Regions from separate parts of the Homo sapiens genome. Here region 2 is linked to region 1. A link is a loop called in an ENCODE intact Hi-C map of the cell type or tissue named here. Cell type or tissue: transverse colon. All regions are shown on one strand. Each heading gives the region's core, and the rest is flanking DNA. Links, peaks and the distances in the headings are about the cores only.

Evidence for each region. Hi-C counts contacts between places; a loop is a spot of excess contacts. Peaks named below come from ENCODE experiments on the same cell type or tissue, not always from the same donor. Only the 100,000 strongest peaks of a DNase experiment are listed, where the experiment ranks them.
Region 2: a loop joins it to region 1, with 31 times the contacts of the local background. A loop is called at or near these places in 8 of 110 quality-filtered maps.

Annotation. Positions count from the first base shown.
Region 1 is chr1:151,596,230-151,601,594 of GRCh38, forward strand. No RefSeq gene overlaps it. Among named protein-coding and RNA genes, the nearest start is that of SNX27, 13 kb to the right of the region's middle. RefSeq lists a cis regulatory region at 13-763. In transverse colon, for the core only: no CTCF peak of the experiment used is centred there; no DNase peak of the experiment used is centred there.
Region 2 is chr1:151,702,879-151,708,243 of GRCh38, forward strand. It overlaps CELF3 (CUGBP Elav-like family member 3), which reads right to left. Exons shown (of 13, transcript NM_007185.7): 6 at 4,914-5,057; 7 at 4,629-4,770; 8 at 4,267-4,416; 9 at 3,791-3,856; 10 at 3,346-3,483; 11 at 2,944-3,087; 12 at 2,153-2,290; 13 at 1-570. The coding sequence ends at 2,163. Among named protein-coding and RNA genes, the nearest start is that of CELF3, 11 kb to the right of the region's middle. RefSeq lists enhancers at 2,820-3,320, 3,321-3,821. In transverse colon, for the core only: no CTCF peak of the experiment used is centred there; a DNase peak (open chromatin) is centred at 3,073.

The DNA of each region.
Region 1 (5,365 bases), core at 244-5,243:
AGAAGATCTAGAACACTCATGGAACAAAGAGTTAAGGATATCATCTTCATCTAGAAAAATAGTGTTGCTTACTCAGCAGCAATAGGACTAGAACTTCAATTTGTTTTTGCCTTCCTTCTCCCTGGGCCACGGAGGGGTCATGGTCGGGATTAAGCTGCCTGTGGCTTTACTCGTTCAGTCTCATTTCTGGACCTCTGCTACCTTGCCAGTTGTTTCTGAGACACACCATGTCCTTCTTCACCTCTCTGCCTTTCCATGTGTGCTTCCTTCGGCCTGAAATTCTTTTCCCTGCCTTATCCTTCTGAGAAGCTCCTAGTCATCCTTCAAAACCCCACTCAAATGACATCTGTTTGGTGAAGTCTTCTCTGACTCCCCAGAGAATCCCCAGACAGAGTTAATCATCCCTTATCAGGGCTCCCACAGCAGCTGGCACAAAACTTATCACAATGTACACTACTTGTTTGTTTTCATGTCTGCCTCTCCCCCAGGCCTGAGAATTCCTAAGGGAAGGGGTTGATTATTCATCTTCATGTCTGCAGCCCTGGCCCAGTGCCTGGCAGGTAGTAGGGACCCAGTCAGTGCTGGCAGAACTGAAGTAAGTTCTCCTTCCTGTAACCAGCAGAGTGTTTTTCCAGGTGGCTGACCAGGATCACTGAGCAAAAGACAATCACTCCATGAGGCAGCCCTGGGGCACTTGCCTGGCATCAGGAGCTCAACGCAGAGAACTGAATGCTAATGTTTAATGTTTGTGCACTGGAGGGCACACATCATTCAAAATTTGATGGAGGCTGTTTAGAATCTATTTTAATCCCAGAAGATGACATGTAAGGAGAAATTTTCTGATAGTGTGATTAAGCTCTGGGACATGAGTTAAAGGGGTGGTGGGTGTTGCAATGTTGAAGGTCTTTATAGTCTCTGATTTTTTCAGAAAAGACTGTGTGGAGTGAGTAGCTGAAATGTGAATAGATGACCTCTGATTTTAAGGTTATGTAATGGGATTGGATAGGTCTCTTGCTCGCTCTGGGCATTGGACATGGTGTGGGGCTTTGGTAGCTTCAGGTGGAATGACCTGGCCCTCCATGAATGAGTGTTGAGGTTGGACACACGGCTGCCACTTCTCTGTACTGCTCCCCACAGCTTAGCCTCATCTGCAAACTTCGGAGGGATCAGTCCATATGAGTACATATGTGTTGTCAGTAAATAGACTTTTCCAGAGCTGCCAGTATCAGCTGGTGCTCTGTGCTTGTGCTTCTCTTTGGCTCTCTCTGCCTCCTGGTCCCAAAGGCTCTTGGCGTGGATATGGGGATAGCCAGCTGTATTGAAAAAGGATGACTACACAACAAAAGAAGAAAGGTGAGGGTCACCTTCAAGGGGAAAGGTAAGTGGGTGTCATGGTTGATTCCATTCCGTGCTGGGGACTCCCTTGCAGGGCGTTCCTTGGGGGTGGAATTTTTTGACTTGTGCTTTAGTCAAAACAACCATGGGTCTGAGGAAAGAGGAGAGGATGGCACATGAGTAGGACAGAAGTGATCGCTAAGGCTGGGAAATGGCTGTCACTCACATATTAAAATAGCCCAAAAGCCCAACATTAGGGTTATTAGTGAAAATTTTTTCAAGTTTAGCACAATTTTTTTGCTCTATATCTTAAATAGCCTCACCATTGTATTAAACATTTTTTATCGTGGAAAAATATACATAACATAAAATTTACTATTTTAGCCTTTTTTTTTTCTGAGACGGAGTCTCGCTCTGTTGCCCAGGCTGGAGTGCAGTGGCGGGATCTCGGCTCACTGCAAGCTCCGCCTCCCAGGTTCATGCCATTCTCGTGCCTCAGCCTCCCGAGTAGCTGGGACTACAGGCGCCCGCCACCACGCCCGGCTAATTTTTTGTATTTTTAGTAGAGATGGGGTTTCACTGTGTTAGCCAGGATGGTCTCGATCTCCTGATCTCGTGATCTGCCTGCTTCGGCCTCCCAAAGTCCTGGGATTACAGGCGTGAGCCACTGTGCCCGGCCTATTTTAGCCATTTTTAAGCATACAGTTCTGTGGCATTAAGTACATTCACATTGTTGTGCAATCAACACCACCATCTATCTCCAGAACTTTTTCATCTCCCCAACTGAAACTCTGAACTCCTTAAATAACAACTCTCCATTGCCCACTCCTCCTTCCCTCTGGCAACAGCCATTCTACTTTCTGTCTGTATAAATCTGGCTACTCTATGAACCTTATATAAAAGGAGTTATACAATATTTGTCGTTTTGTGACTAGCTTTTTCATTTAGTATAATGTCTTCAAGGTTCATCCATGTTGTAGCATGTGTCTCACTGTTTTTGCTTTTGTTTTGTTTTTTGAGACGGAATCTTGCTCTGTCACCCAGGCTGGGGTGCAGTGGCGCGATCTCGGCTCACTGCAACCTCTGTCTCCCAGGTTCAAGCGATTCTCCCGCCTCAGCCTCCCGAGTAGCTGGGATTACAGGCACCCGCCATTATGCCCGGCTAATTTTTGTATTTTTGTGGAGATGGAGTTTCACCATGTTGGCCGGGCTGGTCTTGAAATCCTGACCTCAGGTGATCCACCCGCCTTGGCCTCCCAAAGTGCTGGGATTACAAGTGTGAGCCACCACGCCCAGCATGTCTCACTGTTTTTTAATTAAACAATTTTGATAAGCATGTCCTGCAAAATCATATTTATTGAAATTTCTCCATCTGTAGTTTATAGTTGGAGGGAACAAACTAAAGAGAAGTGCATTGAATATAATTGGCTGCTTGTCCAACTCCATCCTCCCCTGTCCCCCTCACTCCCATCCTTCTTTGACCCCCGGTTTTGTTCTGGTATTCACTGGCAAGCTCCTCACACTGGGATGGGTCTACTCTTTGACCCAGGGGTAAGTTTTGATTAGTTTAAGTCAATCATGGCATTTTTTTGGCCAATGATTAGTTTAGCAGATTATCATGTGATATACTTTTGTCTCATGAGACATGAGAGAAAGCTGATGCAAGGCTACTCGAAAGGGTTTCTTGCTTTTCCAATAGACTCAGGATGAAATTTCCTCCCTCTCCCTCTCCCTCTCCCTCTCCCTCTCCCTCTCCCTCTCCCTCTCCCTCTCCCTCTCCCTCTCCCTCTCCCTCTCCCTCTCCCTCTCCCTCTCCCTCTCCCTCTCCCTCTCCCTCTCCCTCTCCCTCTCCCTCTCCCTCTCCCTCTCCCTCTCCCTCTCCCTCTCCCTCTCCCTCTCCCTCTCCCTCTCCCTCTCCCTCTCCCTCTCCCTCTCCCTCTCCCTCTCCCTCTCCCTCTCCCTCTCCCTCTCCCTCTCCCTCTCCCTCTCCCTCTCCCTCTCCCTCTCCCTCTCCCTCTCCCTCTCCCTCTCCCTCTCTCCACGGTCTCCTTCCACGGTCTCCCTCTGATGCCGAGCCAAAGCTGGACGGTACTGCTGCCATCTCGGCTCACTGCAACCTCCCTGCCTGATTCTCCTGCCTCAGCCTGCCGAGTGCCTGCGATTGCAGGCGCGCGCCGCCACGCCTGAGTGGTTTTCGTTTTTTTTTTGGTGGAGACGGGGTTTTGCTGTGTTGGCCGGGCTGGTCTCCAGCTCCTAACCGCGAGTGATCCGCCAGCCTCGGCCTCCCGAGGTGCCGGGATTGCAGACGGAGTCTCGTTCACTCAGTGCTCAATGGTGCCCAGGCTGGAGTGCAATGGCGTGATCTCGGCTCGCTACAACCTCCACCTCCCAGCCGCCTGCCTTGGCCCCCCAAAGTGCCGAGATTGCAGCCTCTGCCCAGCCGCCACCCCGTCTGGGAAGTGAGGAGCGTCTCTGCCTGCCCCCCCATCGTCTGGGATATGAGGAGCCTCTCTGCCTGGCTGCCCAGTCTGGAAAGTGAGGAGCGTCTCTGCCCGGCCGCCATCCCATCTAGGAAGCGAGGAGCGCCTCTTCCCCGCCGCCATCCCATCTAGGAAGTGAGGAGCGTCTCTGCCCGGCCGCCCATCGTCTGAGATGTGGGGAGCACCTCTGCCCCGCCGCCCTGTCTGGGATGTGAGGAGCGCCTCTGCTGGGCCGCAACCCTGTCTGGGAGGTGAGGAGCGTCTCTGCCCGGCTGCCCCGTCTGAGAAGTGAGGAAACCCTCTGCCTAGCAACCGCCCCGTCTGAGAAGTGAGGAGCCCCTCCGTCCGGCAGCCACCCCGTCTGGGAAGTGAGGAGCCCCTCCGCCTGGCAGCCACCCCGTCTGGAAAGTGAGGAGCGTCTCCGCCCGGCAGCCACCCCGTCCGGGAGGGAGGTGGGGGGGGTCAGCCCCCCGCCCGGCCAGCCGCCCCGTCCGGGAGGTGAGGGGCTCCTCTGCCCGGCCGCCCCTACTGGGAAGTGAGGAGCCCCTCTGCCCGGCCAGTCGCCCCGTCCAGGAGGGAGGTGGGGGGTCAGCCCCCCGCCCGGCCAGCCGCCCAGTCCGGGAGGTGAGGGGCGCCTCTGCCCGGCCGCCCCTACTGGGAAGTGAGGACCCCTCTGCCCGGCCAGCCGCCCCGTCCGGGAGGGAGGTGGGGGGGTCAGCCCCCCGCCCGGCCAGCCGCCCCGGCCGGGAGGGAGGTGGGGGGGGTCAGCCCCCCGCCCGGCCAGCCGCCCCGTCCGGGAGGGAGGTGGGGGGATCAGCCCCCCGCCTGGCCAGCCGCCCTGTCCGGGAGGTGAGGGGCGCCTCTGCCCGGCCGCCCCTACTGGGAAGTGAGGAGCCCCTCTGCCCGGCCAGCCGCCCCGTCCGGGAGGGAGGCGGGGGGGGGGGGGGTCGGCCAGCCGCCCTGTCCGGGAGGGAGGTGGGGGGGTCAGCCCCCCGCCCGGCCGGCCGCCCCATCCGGGAGGTGAGGGGCGCCTCTGCCCGGCCGCCCCTACTGGGAAGTGAGGACCCCTCTGCCCGGCCAGCCGCCCCATCCGGGAGGTGGGGGGCGCTTCTGCCCGGCCGCCCCTACTGGGAAGTGAGGAGCCCCTCTGCCCGGCCACGACCCCGTCTGGGAGGTGTGCCTAGCGGCTCATTGGGGATGGGCCATGATGACAATGGCAGTTTTGTGGAATAGAAAGGCGGGAAGGGTGGGGAAAAAATTGAGAAATCGGATGGTTGCCGGGTCTGTGTGGATAGAAGTAGACATGGGAGACTTTTCATTTTGTTCTGTACTAAGAAAAATTCTTCTGCCTTGGGATCCTGTTGATCTGTGACCTTATCCCCAACCCTGTGCTCTCTGAAACATGTGCTGTGTCCACTCAGGGTTAAATGGATTAAGGGCGGTGCAAGATGTGCTTTGTTAAACAGATGCTTGAAGGCAGCATGCTCGTTAAGAGTCATCACCACTCCCTAATCTCAAGTACCCAGGGACACAAACACTGCGGAAGGCCG
Region 2 (5,365 bases), core at 46-5,045, 110 kb after region 1:
CCTCAGGGCTCCCCCACACCCTCCTTAGAGGGGGCCCTTGGGGGAGGCAGTGAGTTTTAGGGCTGGGAGCCCAGGAATCAGGGATATCCTACCTCTAGCTGAGGGTGGAGGGGAGTGAGAGCCAGCTTCCAAGAAACCCCTAATGTGGGGAAGAGGCTGGGGTGAGGGTGAGCTGGGAGTGTGTGGCAGGCCCCTGCGGCTCTCCTGGGGCCTGCACGGGTAGAACAGGCCCACTGTTGGGGGAGGCAAGTACAAACGCTGGGTACAGAAGGCCTGTCACAGGAGCCCAGCAGAAGGCAGATACCCCGGAGCCTTCGAGCCTGTTCCTCGCTCCCTCACAAAGGCCAAAAGGGCATCTAGGAGGAAATGGGCCCTTGGAGCCAGGGAAGCATAGCCATGGCCCTTCAGAGAGGCAGGGGGGTGGGAGGGGCCGGTGTCTTGTGCCCCCGGGGGCCACGAAGCAGCGTTTGCCCCAGAACCCAGTCAAGGCCCAGGGCAGGTGTGCGGAGAGGGCCGGGGCCAGTCGTGGGAAGAGGGTGTGAGGCGCCCCTTCCTCTGGGATCTCCAGACCTGTGAAGGAAGAAACATGGGTGAAGCATGGGGAAGAGACCCCCGATGCGGATCACGGGCTCTGGGGGAGGGGAGGGGGCTGGGGTGAGTGACAGCATCTAGGATGGGGCTGCCTGAGGAAGGCAGATCATCAGGCCTCAGTCCAAACGGACCCATCTGCCCCCACCCCCAGCCATGAGAGCAGGGATAGAGGAGACAGGAGGGAGGGGGCAAACCATACAGGAAACCAAACGGTATTAGGAAGGAAATAGATAGCCCATGAGAAAAATAAAGACTGGAGGGGGAGAGAGGCAAAGAGATGACAACAGACAGGCAGGCAGAGAAATCGAGAGAGAGACAGAGAAGGGGGTGCGTGTAAGAGACAGACACCTGGAAAAAGAAAGGGAACACCCGCAGAGAAGGCCAGGGCAGAGCCCAGGTCACGGCTCAGGGATGGAGTCTCATGGGGTGAGACCACCCCCGGCCCCCAGTTAGTGCTCTCATTCCTTTTTGGAAAGGAACACAGAAAGCAAGAGAAATGCACAGAACACAGACCACAGTCACCAACCACTGTAGACCAAGCACGTCCCGCGAGCTGCCCCCGGCCCTGACCTTGGGCTTGGGGGTGCTTCCCTCCGCGGCCCCTCCCCAAAGAACAAACAATCGGCTCCAAAGACAACACGCTCGTTCCATGCAACTTACAGGGGCCCGGAGCAGGGGTCCGGGGATGGGGGCTTCGGCCGACAATGGACACGGGCCCTGGGCTGGGGGGGCCCCCAGGGTTGGGGGAGTTAAGCAGCCAGGATTGGGGGGAAAGGGGAGAAACAGAAAATGTGGGTATTTTTCTTGGGTTGTGTTTTCTCAAGGGTTTGGTCCAAAGGAGATTAAACAGTGCGAAAGTAACCAAGGCTCACAGCTCTGTGGCCATGAGGTTGAGGTGGTGGCCAGCAATGGGGTGGAGGAGACCTAAGTAAACTTCACAGGCGGCGCGACATTTCAACCTCTTCCACCTAAACCAGAGCAACTCCCAAGAGGCCTGAAAATGGGCTCCCCCAGTCTGTCCTGTGCACTCTGCTGCCCCATGGGTCTGCTGCTACATGGGAAAAATCACCTGAAGTCCAGGGAAACCAGGGCTGATGTCCTCACTTCTCAGGACAACAGAGATTCTAGGAGCCAAGGATTCTAGGGCCCTCTGGCACCCTCAGCCAACCCCTTAATCCTCCAGTCCTGTTCCCCTAATTCCACTCTAACCCGAAGGAAAACCAGAAAGAGACACACACAGACATGGACACTGACCAGACAAACGAGACCAGATATTGTGGAAGGTCCAGGGAGTGGACACATATATACAAAGACTTGGCTCTTTCTGGGGTCACGGAGGGTGTGTGTGTGTGAGAGAGAGAGAGAGAGAGAGAGTGACTCAGATTATTGAAAAACAGCTGAGGGAGCTGCCCCAGCCCCCTGCTTCAAGTGCCCAGGGTCAAGGGTGGGGTGGGCATCCCTGAGGGTGGTGGAGGACAGGGGTTGGGGGTGTAGTCCAATCGAGGGCCCTGGCTGCAGTGTGTGAAGCTGGGGAGGGAGGCCACAACGGAGCGGGACCCACCTGGGGGCCCTCAGTAGGGCCGGTTGGCATCCTTAGGCCGCTTTAGCTGGACTTTGAGGCGCTTCATGCCGATCTGGAAGCCATTCATGGCCTGGATGGCAGCCTGGGCACTGGCCGGATTGTCGAAACTCACAAAGCCTGGGGTGAGAGGGGCATAAGGCCCGGCCCAGCCCCACCTCGCTCTTCCGTGCTTAGGAGACCTCTGGCACTACCCTGTGTCTCCCAAGTGTCCCAAATGCCTAGAAAGCTGCCTGCCACATAGCAGCATTCCTTAGGAATTTGTTGATTGATGGGTTGAATGGATGAATCCAGTCCAGCCACTCCAACTACCACATTCTTCCCAGCATTCTGTGCCAGTGACCCCTTCCTCTGCCTGGATAGCTCTGAGCCTGCCCTTTGAAAACGGCCACTTCCAGACCCTAAATGGCTTCTGAAGCAGAGAAGAACATTCCCTTTCTCCCCTGAGGAAGACTTTCAAAGATGTGAAGGCAGCTAAAACCGACTCCCCAAGCCCACCTTTTGCAAACCAAACATCCCCAGACCATAAGCCTATTTCAGACCTCATGGGACATGAATTTGGCCAGTTTTTAAGAGAAACGCTGAAGGAAGAAGAGATGGGCCGAGGCAGCAGCTGGGTGTGGCATGTTGGGTGTGTCAAAATGGCTCTTTTGTACTCTTGGATAATCAGTATTTCAAATACTGGGTCCACTGTGACCATAAATGCCTTCAAATATATTAGACCTTGTCCTGATTTGGAGTATGGCAAAAAATGTGCCATATCATATTCTTACCAAAACATTTGCTTTGATTGGTGGCTCGGTCAACAAAGACTTTGGCTGAGATGACGTGGCCAAAGGGGACAAACATCTGGAGGATCTCTGAGTCAGTGAACTCCTGGGGCAGGTGGTAGATGAAGATGTTGCAGCCATCAGGGCCTGGGTGGCGACAGAGACAGAAGAAAGAGCTCAGTGACTGGGAGGCACACACCCCAGAAGCAAATGTCCCAGGGAAAGCAGATCCTGGGAGTGCCCTCCAGTCCCAGTCCTTGACAGTGTGGGCCAAGTCTCCGGCCACTCCCTCCCCACTTGCTTTCATCCTGACACGTGGGCAAGAGCTGGGCTCAGCGCGGGGTGACAGGGAGTCCCCAAGCCCATAACGAGGGCATTCCTGTCTCCCAAGGCCCCAGCCAGCACCTTCTCTTTGCTGCTGCTGCTGTTGCTGCTGCTGCTGCTGCTGCTGCTGTTGAGGTGGTGGTGGGGGCTGCTGGGCGACCAGGGCTGGAGGCTGCGGGAACGCAGGTGCAACCAGGCTGTAGGCTGCTGGGTAGGCTGCTGGGGTGGGGAGAAGAGAGAGGCTGATGGGGCTTCCCTGACTTCTTGAGCCCTCCCAGCCAACCCTGTCTCCCTTCCCCTAGCCCAGGCCAGTGGCACCTGCAGGGCTGAGAGGTGGTCAGGGAAGGAGCTGCCTCAGACCCCTGGGTGTGCTGCCCTTAAAGACCCCTCCCCACAGTTGGGCTTGTCAGTAAAGCCTGAAGAGGGTGATTGGCAGGGAGCCAAGAAGCCCAGACCCAGTTACTGGGCCTCTTTTCCTCCTGCCACCTCTCCCACCTGAGCAGGGGCCCTGGCTAGGGCGCCTCACCTGTGTAGTGCTGCATCCCCGCGTAGGCCTGCTGCAGGGGGTCCACGGGGGCCGCGGGGCTCTGGGCTGGGGAGAGCAGCACAGACTATGAGCGTGGACCTGGCACACAGTGGGGGCCCTCAGTGCCTCTCTGGGCCTCTGGGCCGAGGCCAGGCAGGTGGGGAGCAGAGCTTCTCTGGGCATGGGGTGTGAAGTGAGAAGGCAGAAATGCACAAAGCAGTGGGAAGAGGGGAAAGAGCCCAGCGTTAGGAAGACTTGGGTCTGACTGTCTTGCAACCCTGGACAGGTCGCTTCACTGCTCTACACCTCAGCTTCCTGGCCGAGCCCAACAGGAAGGATCATCCCCGCCCAGGATGGCAGGGCAGGAGGAAGCACCTGTACCCCCAAAGCTGGGAGGGAAGGTGTGTCCTGCCTCCCTAATGGGAGTGGTGGTTTAGATGGTTGCTGGGACGGAGTGGGCAGGCAGAGAGTCCCACCTGGGTAGGGGTGAACCCCGTTGGGATACAGAGCATCAGGGGCAGGCTGCCCAGTGGGCTGGGTGGGCACCGGGCTGTAGCCGTTGACGCCCAGGGCAGCCGGAATGGCAGAGACAGGCGTGGCAGCGATGGCAGGAGGGGTGCTGGTTCCTGGGGAGGAGAAAGCGACAGGGAGAGAGCAGAGGAGCAGACACACACACAGGCAGAGAACCAGTCAGCAAGTCTGTGGGCAGAGGGGAGGAAGCAGGCCTCTCTGACCCCTGAGTCCCTCCCAGACCCCGAGGCTTCCCTGAGCAATGCCCTGTGCCCCTCCCTACCCCTACCATGCTTAGCTCCCTTGCCCGGCCTTGCCCAGGCCATACCTGAGGATGGGGTGATGGGGGTGGCGATGAGGCCATTGGCATTGATGGCAGCCATGTGCTGCATCTGCACGGCAGCCATGGTGGCCATGGGGCTGAGGTAGGCACTGTGAGCCGCTACCAGGGCCGCCTGCTGCTGCATCAGCTGGGGGGAGGGGAGAGGAGAGTGGGGCAGGCCCCCTGTGCCCAAGCCTGGCTCCCTCCCAGCCCGGGGCCTTGGCATCGGGAGGGTGGGGGCAAGATACAGGGGGTCAGGAGGGCTGGCCCGGCATCAGGGGCAGTGCTCACGGCCTGGGTGTAGGCGCTGTAGGCTCCAAACTGGAGGGCGATGGGGCTGAACATGCCCAACTGGGTGGCCACCTGCTGCATGCGGCGGAGACCTCGCTCCTTCTCAGTGTCAGCAAACTTCACCACCAGGCTGGACGAGGCACCCTGGGCACGGGCCCACACACAGGTCAGAGGTGCAGGGTCAGGGTCTCTCCTCCCCAAAGCCCTCAGGACCTGGTCTCCATTCCACCCCCATGGCATGGCTTGGCCTCTCTGAGAGGGCGGCCACCATTTTGCGTATGAAAGATGGGGAGATATTAATCCCACTCTCTCCCTATGCTAGGATGTGCAAGAGGCTAGAAGAAAAAATGAGGAATGTGAAGGCACATGCTTGGAAAGTGAAAAGCCTACTGGAATGAAAAGGGCATCATTGGCTACTCTGTGAGGACTCTGAACTGGAAATCATCCCCACC